Linked DNA regions of Homo sapiens: region 2 is linked to region 1. A link is a loop called in an ENCODE intact Hi-C map of the cell type or tissue named here. Cell type or tissue: natural killer cell. All regions are shown on one strand. Links, peaks and the distances in the headings refer to the core of each region. The heading gives the core; the rest is flanking DNA.

The links. Hi-C counts contacts between places; a loop is a spot of excess contacts. Peaks named below come from ENCODE experiments on the same cell type or tissue, not always from the same donor. Only the 100,000 strongest peaks of a DNase experiment are listed, where the experiment ranks them.
Region 2: it touches region 1 in a loop (2.7-fold over the local background); 9 of 110 quality-filtered maps call a loop at or near these places.

Annotation. Positions count from the first base shown.
Region 1 is chr10:33,136,099-33,142,661 of GRCh38, forward strand. No RefSeq gene overlaps it. Among named protein-coding and RNA genes, the nearest start is that of IATPR, 23 kb to the left of the region's middle. In natural killer cell, for the core only: no CTCF peak of the experiment used is centred there; DNase peaks (open chromatin) are centred at 2,163 and 3,183; H3K27ac peaks cover 1,134 bases.
Region 2 is chr10:32,945,436-32,951,998 of GRCh38, forward strand. All of the region lies in intron 1 of ITGB1 (integrin subunit beta 1), which reads right to left. Among named protein-coding and RNA genes, the nearest start is that of ITGB1, 9.5 kb to the right of the region's middle. In natural killer cell, for the core only: no CTCF peak of the experiment used is centred there; a DNase peak (open chromatin) is centred at 3,126.

The DNA of each region.
Region 1 (6,563 bases), core at 1,965-4,464:
ATGCAACTTGGCTCTACTGGGTGAAGCTCACGTTAGAGGCCAACTTTCAACATATTTAAACTATGGAAGCCCCCAAAAGAGCAACTTACGTTAAAGGTGACTTATAGCAGAGGTAGCTAGGCTCAGTCCAGACTGGACAGTGCTCTCAAAGTTTATGTGCAGAGGCGGCAGTACCCAGGCAAGTCTTTGAAAGTCCCGGCTTAGAACTTGGCACAATCACCTTAGAGATTGTTCACTGCTACAAATGCAGGCATTGATGCAGGGGTGGGGCAGAAAGACGGGGGAGTGGGAGCCTTGCTGCTAATTGGTTTAGTCTAAGATCAAGCCTAACCTCCCTTGGCCCACACAACTGTTACTATTAAGTGAGACTGAAACTAATCAAAACTATTTACACAGATGTGCCAAGCCTGGGAGATGAAGCAATTATGTGCCCAGACCCATGTTGATGAGTAATTTGTGGCAAACTCCTCTGTATAAGAGGGGGTCATGTAGTAGCAAAGTGGGGTTGTTTTGAAGAGAAAGCCTGCTGATGTGAAACGAAGAGCTGACTTGGATTCCACATGATAGGAGACAGGTATATGCTTGGAGTGCAGCCTCTCCAGGGGAAACTGAGGGAGGGATGGGGGACTAAGTGATCTGCAACTCACTCATGAAAACCCATTTCAACCCAAAACAGACCTAACCTCCTCCACCTTCCATTAAGTAATTTATCAGGGTTTTAAAAGAAGAATCCATATTTCTTACACTTCCTTTCTGTTGGACAATGCAGTGATATGACCAAGGGCTTGGGGTGTGGATTGCAGGGGAGGGAAGGTTAATTAGCAACACAGATTAATTAGCAACCAGTCAGGGAGACGGATCTGTGCTCTGATTCATCTAACAAAAACTCTGGAGGTGGCTATGCTTAATATGCTCCTTTGCAGATGTCAGATCTATAAGTGAGAGAAGCTAAGTGAGTCACCACAGGTCACAAAGCTAGCAAGAGGAGACAGATTGTAAGATCATAAACCAAAGTCCCAGGCCTCCAAACCCCATGCTCTTTCCTACAAAATATACTATCTTCCTTCTGAAAATTATGCTCATCATAGGGACGAACTTTGTTTCCCAGGATTAGTTGGGCTCACGTACATGCTACCATATTGACTCGGGTTCTCTAGGGTACTGGACCAGAATGTTTGTTCCCTCAAAACTTGAGGTCCTAGGGCCATCTAGGAGGAGCGGTGCAAGAGGCTTTGGGATCGATTGCCAGGCTGTGGGCCCCTGGGGGTGAGGGGCCTGAACAAAACGTGAAATACGGCTCCACTTTCTGCATCAGCAGAGGGGAGGCTGGGCGTGCCTGTGCCCCCAGAAGTGAACCCTTATGTCCAGAGCAGTGAGGAATGTTGAAGTCAGGAATTCCCCCTTCCTTCCCTCAAGCCAGGTCCTCAGAAGCCCGGATGAAACTCCTTGATAGGAGATGTTTTGAAGGAACCTGGGTAAAGTGCTTCTGTGGACTGCAAGATCTAACAAGTCTCAGAGTCAGACAGTCTGAGGAGTAGACCCATAGATGCCGAGTGCATACTTTCTCTGGGCGACACTTTGCATTTACGGAACAGGTGCTGGGAGCCAGGAGGTGAGAACTCCCAGAGACTCAGTCCCTGCCCTCAAGGAATTCCCAGTCTAATCAGGGACATGAGCTTGTAAACCTGGCTCCTCCCCGACCCGGCCCTCAGCCCAACCCTGAGTCATCCTGATGCTCACTCAGGATTGGAGGTCCTGGAAGTCCACAGTATGGGTGGGAGAAGAGGAGGAGCCGCTCACTCATGCAGAGGGAAGGAGAGAAGAGTGAAGTAATGAATGCATGCATTCATTCAGCAGCTGTTTAGGAGAGCCTTTCCCGTGTCCATCACTCTCCTGGGTGCTGCGACTATGGTAGAGAACAACACAAATTTAAATAAAAAGTCCCTGTTATGATGGAGGTGATGGGACTTGATCTCTTTGCATAGCATCCAGATTATTGGAGAAGTGAGGGAGGAAAAGGATATTCTAATCTCATTGTGAAATTGAGGAAACCAAAGCCTTTCTACTTACAAAGTGGCAGCCCCAAGATGCAAACACAAGTCTCTCAATTCCGCTATGTGCTGGTGCCCACACACATAGGGACCCTCCCCTTAGCTAGGTTGCTATGAGAGAGGCCACAGAGCCCTAGCAAGGAAATTGCACAAAGGCCAGCACCAAAGGTTGTTGTGATCATAAATTTGGTCCTTCCAGTAGTTTCTGGGGAGACAAGGGTCACAAATGCATCTATCTTTTGGTCAGCCGTTTTAGTATCAGCTTCCAGGTCTATTGGATAGAGATATTCATCTACACGAATAAATAACTCCTTGAAATAATTCAAGGCTTTTCAGAAACCACAATCAAATTTGTAAAATAAGGCAAAGCAAAGCAAAACACAACAAAACACTTACGTAACCATTGTTTGTGATGCAAAGCTGTAATTAAGAACCAGAATTTAACAAATATACATGAAAAAAAGCATAGAGTTGATCAGCATATTATTTTCAGGGCAAATCATAATAGTAAACTTGCATATTTCAGGGAATTTTTGTTTATACATTTTCCCCAGACCAAGCCTGAAATTCCTGTATTAAAAAAAATCACCGCCAGGCGTGGTGGCTCACACCTGTAATCCCGGCACTTTGGGAGGCCGAGATGGGCAAATCATCTGAGGTTGGGAGTTCGAGACCAGCCTGACCAACCTGGAGAAACCCAGTCTCTAGTAAAAATACAAAATTAGCTGGGCATGGTGGCGCATGCCTGTAATCCCAGCTATTCAGGACACTGAGTCAGGAGAATTGCTTGAACCCGTGAGGCAGAGGTTGCGATGAGCTGAGATGGCGCCATTGTACTCCAGCCTGGGCAACAAGAGCGAAACTCTGTTTCAAAAAAAAAAAATCACCCTATCAGTTAACTAGAGGAATAAAGCATAACATAAATGGGTACTTTTCCAGCAATTTCATTTTTTTTTAGATTTAATATTAGTTACAGGAAAGAATACACTGTCAAGGAAATCCATCAACAGCTTGGTTTTCAGAGGGAAACTCAGATACACACTTATCTATCCAAGGTTACCAGGTACCCATGGTTACTTCAGTTCAAAAAGAAACAAAACAAACCCCAAGTGCTTGAAGTGGTAACAACGGTTAGTTTTATTTCACAGCTGGTAACGTAGGTAGAAGGCACAAAAACAAGGCTGTGCAGGGGGCGGTTACTTCCTTTTCAGTGGATGGGCAAGTCATGGACTTTCGCAGTCTGAAAGCTGCTGCCGCCCCCCCCAGAGCTTGACCTCCACTCCAACGCAGCATCCCAGGGTCACAACCTGGAACTTGTCATCATCTACACCGTGTTTTGGAGCCCACATCTTAAACTCCCTGTCCCTTCAGCTCTTCCTCCTCTTCTTGGCAATATTCTCTCCAGCACCTTCAGCACAAGCCCCCGTCTCCAGCTTCGTCATGCCCCCCTCATGCATCATCTCCCCTCCATCCGTGCTCGGTGAAGCCGTTCTCCATCCACCTCTTCTGCCTCTCTCATTTTACTCCACTGCTGTTCCTTGCCTTTAGTTACCCTTTCCTGTCTTAGTCCATTTTCTGTTGCTTGTAACAGAATACCTGAAACTGGGTAATATGTAAAGAAAGGAAAAGTATTTTTTACACTTAGGGAGTCTGAGAAGTCCAAGATTGATGGGTCATAGCTGGTGGGGACTGAGGTGGCACAGGGTGTCACATGGTGAGAGTCTGAGTGTCCTGACTCAGGTCTCTTTTCCTTTTTTTTTGTTTTTTTAGATGGAGTCTCGCTCTATCGCCAGGCTGGAGTGCAGTGGTGCAATCTCGGCTCACTGCAACCTCCGCCTCCTGGGTTCAAGAGATTCCCCTGCCTCAGCCTCCCAAGTAGCTGGGACTATAGGCGCCCGCCACCATGCCTGGCTAATTTTTTTTTCCATTTTAGTAGAGAAGGGGTTTCACCATGTTGGCCAGGAAGATCTCGATCTCCTGACCTCATGATCTGCCCACCTCAGCCTCCCAAAGTGCTGGGATTACAGGTGTGAGCCACTGCCCCCGGCCTTTTCCTCTTCTTGTAAAGCCAGCAGCTCCATTCCAATGATAATTTACTAATCTGTCAACCTATTAATCCATGAATGGATTAATCCACTGATGAGGGCAGAGTCCTCATGACCCAGTTACCTCTTAAAGGCCCCTCCTCTCAACTCTGCCACATTGGGGATCAAATTTCAACATGGGGTTCAGACAGGACAGACATTCGAATCATAGCACTTCTCTTCCTTTACTTCTCCACCAATCGTGAAGATATACGGAGAGATCAAGACCCATCATCTCCACAGGAATGGGGATTTTAAAATCTGTTTTGCTCACTGCCATAGTCCCAGCACCCAGGAGGCATTCCAGGCTCTCAATAAGCATCTGTGGGAACGGTGGCTCACGCTTGTAATCCCAGCACTTTGGGAGACTGAGGTGGGTGGATCACCTGTGGTTGGGTGTTTGAGACCAGCCTGGCCAATATGGTGAAACCTCGTCTCTACTAAAAATACAAAAATTAGCCAGGTGTGGTGGTGCGTGCCTATAATCCCAGCTATTTGGGAGGCTAAGGCAGGAGAATCCCTTGAACCAGGGAGGCGGAGATTGCAGTGAGCCGAGATTGCACCACTGCACTCTAGCCTGGCCTGGACTCTGTCTCAAACAAAACAAAACAAAAGTGTGGAATGAAGGCATACATTCATTACTTCCCTCCCTGGGTTCTCGCCACTCTTCTCTTCTTCCCTCTGTACGGTGAGCTGCTTCTTCTGGTTCTCTTATCCCATTCTGTGTGTCTACAGGAGTCCCCAGCCTGGAGCCCACATCAGGACCATCTGCAGTGTCTAAATAAGTGTGCCCTGAGGTCCAGCCCCAGAGGTTCTCACTCAGATCTGGGCTGAGGGCCAGGTATAGGAGATGCCAGGTTTACAAGCTCGTGTCCCTGATTGGACTGGGAATTCCTTGAAGACAGGGACTGTGCCTATGGGAGGTCTCACCTCCTGGCTCTCAGCACCTATTCCAGAAATGCTTCCTGGATCGAGGGCATAATGAGTCCAGCGTGGCTTTGGGCATGTCTTATACTCTGGGTGTAAGTGTTTGCATCTGTGAAATATGCCGTTAGAACGCTCTGTCTTTTGTTTCCTTTGTGACCCTAGGACTCCATCAGCTCCTATATGTGAAGAGTGGAACATCAGATTTGAAGCCTGATTGCAACTTGAAGGCCTCATCTAATCACACAGCTTGTGTGCCTGGGCCCTGAGTGGTATTGGCCTAAAGCATAATGCAATTCACCCTGCATTTACATTCCTCTTCATCTGATTTGCCGGAGAATCTGGATTTGTTAAGGATCTCAGCTTATTTTCCTCAGGCAGATGCTCTTAGTTTCTCAGCAATCCAGCAGTGGTTACAGAGCCTGGGTCTGTAGGAGATGAGGGGCCCAGCACTGGAGGGGGGGCTACCTTGGAAGACAGCTCCTCCCATCCCCACTGATTTTTCAAGTCAACGGGGGTAATGGTTTCACCTAGTCCTGGGGGTTTCTTGAGGCCACTGTGCACTCAGTAGCACCATCAGTCCTGACTCCCTTAATAAGAAGAAAAAAAGTCTTGGCCAGGCATGGTGGCTCACGCCTGTAATCCCAGCAATCTGGGATGCTGAGGCAGGCGGATCACTTGAGGTCAGGAGTTCGAGACCAGCCTGGCCAACCTGGTGAAACCCCATCTCTACTAAAAAAATACAAAAATTAGCCAGGCATGGTGGCAACCTCCTGTAATTCCAATTACTCGGGAGGCTGAGGTGAGAGGATTGCTTGAACCCAGGAGGCAGAGGTTGCAGTGAGCCGAGATAGCGCCATTGCACTCTAGCCTGGACGACAGAGCGAGACTCTGTCTCAAAAAAAAAAAAAAAAAAAAAAGAATCTTTTCATGGGGTGGAGAGTGGCTGTCCCTTTAATGGAGATCTCCAGGGACACGGATGAGTGAAAAGAGGTTTTATGCATTGATGAAAGCCTTTAAAATCCCCAAATCTGTTCAGAACTAGTGAAAGATGGAGAGGTTGGAAACTAGAAATTGGCTTTTGGCACCTCTGAGTCTCTCCAGCTGAGCCCAGCCACCAAACACCCTTATGGCTTCTCCCAGATCAGCCTTGAGTGATGAAGCCAACAGGGAGGGAGCTGCTGATGGAGGAGGGAGAGGGATGGGAGGGGGAGAAAGAGGAAAGGAAGGAGGGGCTGGGGGACACTGACAAAACCCCGGCTAGGCTGCTCCCAGGGGCTGAGGCTCTGGAAAACAAATTTGGAAACATTATCCCATATCCCACAAGATCTCCATTGAAGACATTAAGCCCAGAGGCCCAAAGGGACCCATTGAAGAGACAAGGCCAGAGCCAGGGATCTTGAAGGCTCAGCCGTTCCGGTGAAATCAAAACAGCATGAGCCAAACAGCTCATGAAGAGATAAGGGATTAGACCACGCTCAAAACCATGTGAAGATGAGGAACT
Region 2 (6,563 bases), core at 1,676-4,175, 190 kb before region 1:
AAAACACAAAAAAATTAGCCGGGCGTGGTGGCAGGCGCCTGTAGTCCCAGCTACTCGGGAGGCTGAGGCAGGAGAATGGCGTGAACCTGGGAGGTGGAGCTTGCAGTGAGCTGAGATCACGCCACTGCACTCCAGCCTGGGCGACAGACCGAGACTCTGTCTCAAAAAAAAAAGATTAAGTGATTGATAAAATGTCCATATTTTTTGGAAAAGTTTTAAAAAGTTACATGTCATTTGGGGAAAGTATCTCATCAGAAATTTTTGCAGATTAATGCCACATTTCTAGCATTGTGGAGCATGGTGATACTACATAAAATTCCAGAAAAAAAAGCAACTGGATTCACAGATTTGTTGTAAGATACAAATTCACTGCTGCCTTTACACTAATAAATATATAAGCTAACCATATATGCTGTATTTATTTTGTTGTTAAACATACTTTCAATTTACTCAGAATTTTCAATTTGCTATAAAAATGTATCAATTAACATACAGAAAAATATTACTTTAAGATGACTCTTCTTTTGAAAATACATATGTATTGAGGGTTATAATTTTTGTCAGAAATTGACATTATAAGTTCTTGGATAAGCACCAAAGTTGAATGAATTTTCAACAAAATATAATTGAAATCTATGTTTTCAGATGTTACTCGGGTTAAGAAATGTGTTTTAGGATCTACTTGCCAGTTTCTCTTTTTGATCCAAATATATGATCTGCCCTGATAAATAACAAGTTATTATACCCCTCCTCCCAAAAATAAAAGAGAAAACCTATGGAATTATGTAAAGTAAGCATACTTTGTCATTAGTAAATAGATCAGGCATGCCTGCGGAATGTTCCCTTGGCATAAATAGCAATCAATCATGATTCGTAAACAAGGTGTGCCAATAAAAAGAATTCACAGGATAGGTTAACAAAGACCAAAAAAGTGAGTTTTCTGAAGGAGTTCTTTGTTCCTGATCAAAGAAATTGATACCTGCTAGCATTCACTGCCACCTTATCTTAAGGGGAAAGAATTCTACTGGTTTCATCTGAGCAGCCATTTAAATACTGGAATCTAAAGTGATTCCTCAGTGGGGCAACAAGGATGGCTGCTGATGTACTGTGACCTGGTAGGAGAAGTGGGGCATATGAGAGAAGGAGGAAAAACCTGACCATCTTCCACAGCATATTTACTCTTACTTTACTTGGTGCTAAAGCAAATGAAACAAGGCCTTGTATAAGCTGTTATTAATTGCCTTTAAAAATCTGTCCTGTTTTTCTCCAGGTACTTAAAACACAAGTGCCAATAAGTGGTTTGTATGTATTTCTGGGGGGGGGGGGGGGATTATTTTCCTTTTCTGCAGGTATTTCAAAAATTCATCAGTCTTTCAAGATGAACCAAGGTTTTTTAAAAGAATTATAGTAAAGACTTCTTTTTTTTTTTTAGACAGTTTCACTTGATCACCCAGGCTGGAGTGCAGTGGCATGATCTTGGCTCACTGCAACCTCCGCCTCCTGGGTTCAAGCAATTCTCCTGCCTCAGCCTCTGAGTAGCTGGGATTACAGGCATGTGCCACCACGGCTGGCTAATTTTTGTATTTTAGTAGAGACAGGGTTTTGCTATGTTGGCCAGGCTGGTCTCAAACTCCTGACCTCCAGCAATCCACCCACCTCTGCCTCCCAAAGTGGTGGGATTACAGTCATGAGGCACCATACCTGGCCTACTTCATTCTTTATAAAACTTTCTATAATGCCTCACTTGAATGTTAATATTATGTGCTTTGTAAAAATGTTGTGAACTCCCAAACTTATAGATTATCACTAGGTTATGAGGCATACATTAGTCTTTATCTGAATAAACTGAAATTTCATTAAATAAAAAAAAAAGAAAGAAAGAAAACTGCTAGACCAAGGTGTGAGAAGTATCATCTGCATGAACTCTTGAAGCCCTCGAATTATGGCAAGAACTGGGGAGGAAAGAAAGACTAAAGCCAGGTGATTCACATATAGCCGTGTGTGTGTGTGTGTGTGTGTGTGTGTGTGTGTGTACGTACATACACACAGTATGTTAAAACATATATAATAATCTTCATTTAAAAGGTTTCCTGTTTGGGGCATATGTAGCTCTTATACATCTACTAATGATGTACATGGTTGACTTGCCTTATAAATTGTCATCTTCTAGAAGTTTCTCCATGTTTTCTGTATCTAGCGCAATGTCTTTATATTGAATAAATGAAGAAACTAACGATAAAAACAACTGGAGATACTCTGAGGTATCAAAAAATAAAACACTGAGCTTCATGACAGCAGATATTTGTGGCATCTACCGTTGTACAACATTGTGTAGTGCAGAGTTACACTGGCAAATTAATCTGTCTCAGTTTCCTCATCTTTAAAATGGGGACAGCAGTATTTACCTTGTAGGGGTTTTGTGAAGTTTAAATAAGTTGATACACATAAAACATTTAAAACAATGTCTGGCCAATTGTAAGTACCTGGGTGTTACTTGTTATGATCATTACCAAATGTTACAGGAAGCGCTCAATAACAACGTAATTGAATAAAGAAGTAACTATGGTTGAATTTTTTTTTTTTTTCAATTGTAATTATAACCAGAAAACTGACTGGATCCACTTTAGGGAAGACACAAGATATGAAAGAAAGGATAAAGTCTGAAAGTTAGAAGTAACACAACTACAGAAAATAGATTAATGTGGATTGTTATAGCTGTTCATACACTGACATCCTCAATATCAAAACCTTATTATACTCTTTATAGATTCCACATCCAAGTAGAATTCTATTTAATGTGCTTTCTAACAATCAGATTCCTGACAAATGTGTTCATAAAGTAATAAAAGCAGCAAAACCTTAAATATTTTATACTGACAAAATATTTAAGGTAGTAAATGTTAGACAAAATACAAATGCTCTGAACACTAATATCATAAAAACATAGTAGACAAAATACAAATGCTCTGAACACTGATATCACAGAAACCCTTAAAAAAAGATTGAGGGGAGGGAATAACATACCTAATACAAACAGAAATAAGGAGGAAGCTTTGAGGTTTGCTATGCTTTGAACGTGTCCCCAAGGTTCACGTGTTGGAAACTTAATCCCCAAAGCAACAGTGATGAGAGGTGGGACTTTTAAGAGGTGATAAGGTCATGAGGGCTCTGCCCACATGAATGGATTAATGCTATTACCACAGGAGTGGAGAATGGGTTCCAGATAAAAGACGGAGTTTGGCCTCCTTCTCTTCTCTCACTCTCTTGCCCTTCCACCTTCTACCATGGGATGATGCAACAGAAAGACATTAGATGCCAACCCCTTGATAATGGACTTCCCAGCCCCCAGAACCCTGACATAAATTACCCAGTCTGTGGCATTCTGTTATAGCAGCACAAAGACTAAGACAAGGTTCTTACATCACAAGGAAGCAAACCCCCCTGAAAGGACTAGAATACCAATTCTGTGTTTTATTAATCAAACCCAACTAGCAATATGATTTCGTTCAGGGACTGCTGCTCACTGTGGATTACTGAAAAAAAAAAAAAGACTGACTTCTCAATTGAGAGGGCCAGACTAGGCACAGGCAAGAAGAAGAGTATAATACACTAAGTTTTGATGATTTAAAGTAATTTGTAACAAAAAGTTATTTCATTTAGAACTTTAAAAAATTAGAATTTTATTTCAGCACCTTCAAATGGATATGATAATAATAATGATAAAATAATAGCATCTATCTCCTCCAGGTAACTCAATGAGGTGAAGAATAATAGTGTCTTTGTTTTACAGATGAGGAAACAAAACCAGAGAGACTAAACAACTTGCAATGGTGGAATCAAAAGTTGCACAGGTGGAATTGAAACCTGACCATCTGTATCCAGAAGCTATGACCTGACTTCATTAAACTGTAATTTTTTCAAAGCCTACTTAATCACTATTTTAAAACAAAGAACATCCTTCTAGTGTTAGAACTGACTCAGGGCACAGAAATGGAAAGGGCTTATAATGTTCTATGAGTTTATTTCTTGGGCATTTGAACTTAATAGAGGCCAAGAAAAGTTATTTTAATTGCCATATTTCATAAGTACAGACAAAGGTTTTGTGTCTTGTTCCTATAAAAGCATTTCACCTTAAGGTCATTTTTTACCATATGAAATTTTATCTAAGGGGTCATAATTCATTCCCTGAACAATAAACAATCTTAAACACCACCCACAAATAATCTCATTTTAGTGGTTAACCCAAATATGTGCAATTGTTTCCACTGTCAAAAATAGTGCATAATTGTTTTAATCTTCACTGTAAACTAATCTTTATCCATAAAAGTATGGTTTTATATCATGTTCAAACTTTTAAATACACACTCATTATTTATTAATTTTTTTAAACAATTTTACAAATAATTCATTTGGCATTTCCTTTTAAATTTACAATCTTTAGAAACTTTATATGGACTATCTTTGTAGAAATTAAACAACTACACTTTAGAAAAAAATTGTAACATATGTAACATATGTAACATGTTATGTTCATTTCAGAGTTGAAAAATAAGCCACCTAAAAGCCAACTCAAATAAAAAGAATACACAAAAGATTTCACAAAATCTCAAATCTTTTCACCTTAATAGTAGAAAAGATTCTGATACCTATAGAGGTATATCATAAATGTCTCCTAAAAATTATAATAAACTTGGATTCATCCCAAGTCTGTTCTACCATCATTATTTTCTGTATCTGCTTTTAAAAGGGGAAGAAATAGGCCAATAACAGATTTTAGTATTTAAAAATCAATATATTCCAGAAGAAGAACACAGAGCCAAATTGAAAGACATGAGGTTCCTCCCACTTATCCCACATAGAGAGTAATAAAAACGAGAAAAACATGAATGGAAGAAACTGAGAAATCTTTCTGAATTCTGTACCATCTGAGAGGGTGACATGTGGAGATGAGTTCCTCCCATGGAAAGGGAACCTTTCCCCTTACAGGAAGAACAATTAAAACTCAACACTTTTTTTCCTTCCATCTGGCAGGAAGAGGTGTGTTGGTCACTACAGAGGTGTTTATGGCCCAAATATTAATAAGCTAGCATTAATGATTAACAAAACTTCGCAGAAAGAATAGAGAAGAAAAAAAAGGAGACATGAAAGAGAAGAGGCTAAGGGATCCCAAAGATGTAACACCACATTTGAAGTCCTCTTCTCCTCTCCTTGACAAACAGAAAAGTAGTCTGAATTAGAAAACCATCTAAAATTCACCACTCCCACCCAGAAGAAAAATGGCTTTTTAAAGAGCACTAACCCCTTCTCACACAATGATAATGATAGCCTGGGCTAAGAAGCTCTAACAACAAAGGTTTGGCTGCTCCAAAGCTATAGGTTCACAAAACAATTTGAAATCTGAGAACAGCTCACAACACGGCGAGATACTTTAAGAAAATTATACAACAGATTGAAGATAAAATTCATCACTAGTGACTCTACCCGCCTTCTCCAGGAAAATGAAATATGGAAGATTTTTATCACCACCCAATCTACAAGTGCAAGGGAAAGATAAATAATGGATATAGTACGCATTGGCAAACAAAATGCCTAAAGATAATACGTTGGGGGTAGGGGGAGGTAAAGCCTGGAAACTTAACACCTAGGAAAGACTTCCACAGAACAAAAAGTGAAAGGAAGTCAGTGAAGAATCTTCTTTAAAAATAAGAGAAAATCTAGATCTCATTCTGCTCTTCAAGAAAGTCAGAAAATCTCAAATAGATCTTGACAGTGATCAAAGAGCAAAACCACAAAAGTCGAGGAAAAGTAAACAGAACTAAGGAAGAAAATTTAGGCTGGAATCCTCTACAGAACTCATAGACACCAAGAACAGAATCAACATAACAGGAAAATCACACAAAATTCAAATAATTCAAGCCAATGAGAAACGTTGTCTAATGGTGATCTCATAAACAGACAACTGGTACAGCACCACCACCACCACCAGCCCCTCCCTGTCCTGAAAAAAAAATAGCTTTATGTGAGAAACGGGAAAAAAATGAAGCATTTAATTCAAATGGGGGTAAAGGGGCACAAAATTAACTCAAGACTTCAGAGGATGAACGTAAAAGCAGAAAAATACACTATAAACAAAGCTATTAAGCCATAATATGAAGGGCTGATCCAAAATGAGCAAAAAACCTGCCCGAACTTAATTCTTCCCAGCTCCTCCTTCCACTCAAAAGGTAAGACATTATTACCTAGCAATTGATTGTTTTTCAAACCAGCCTAGTATGCTGTTCCTTCTTTCCACTCTCTATGCCTGCGGACTTTTTTGCCTTTCCCTGTGAGGAGGAAAGAAGTTGGGAACGGTTTTGGTTGAGAAAGTTTACTTTGGGGCAAGTTGTCAAAGATAATTGTGAGTGGAGCCAGCAAAAGAACCAGCATGATCAACGGTATCAATAAGCACCTGAGAGCAAGACTTATTCCCCGTAATTTCAATTAAGGAGAATTATCTTCTCAAACTGCGTAATTATATCCACTTTTTAAGCAGATCATTCCAAAATGCTTCCTTGATTAAAACT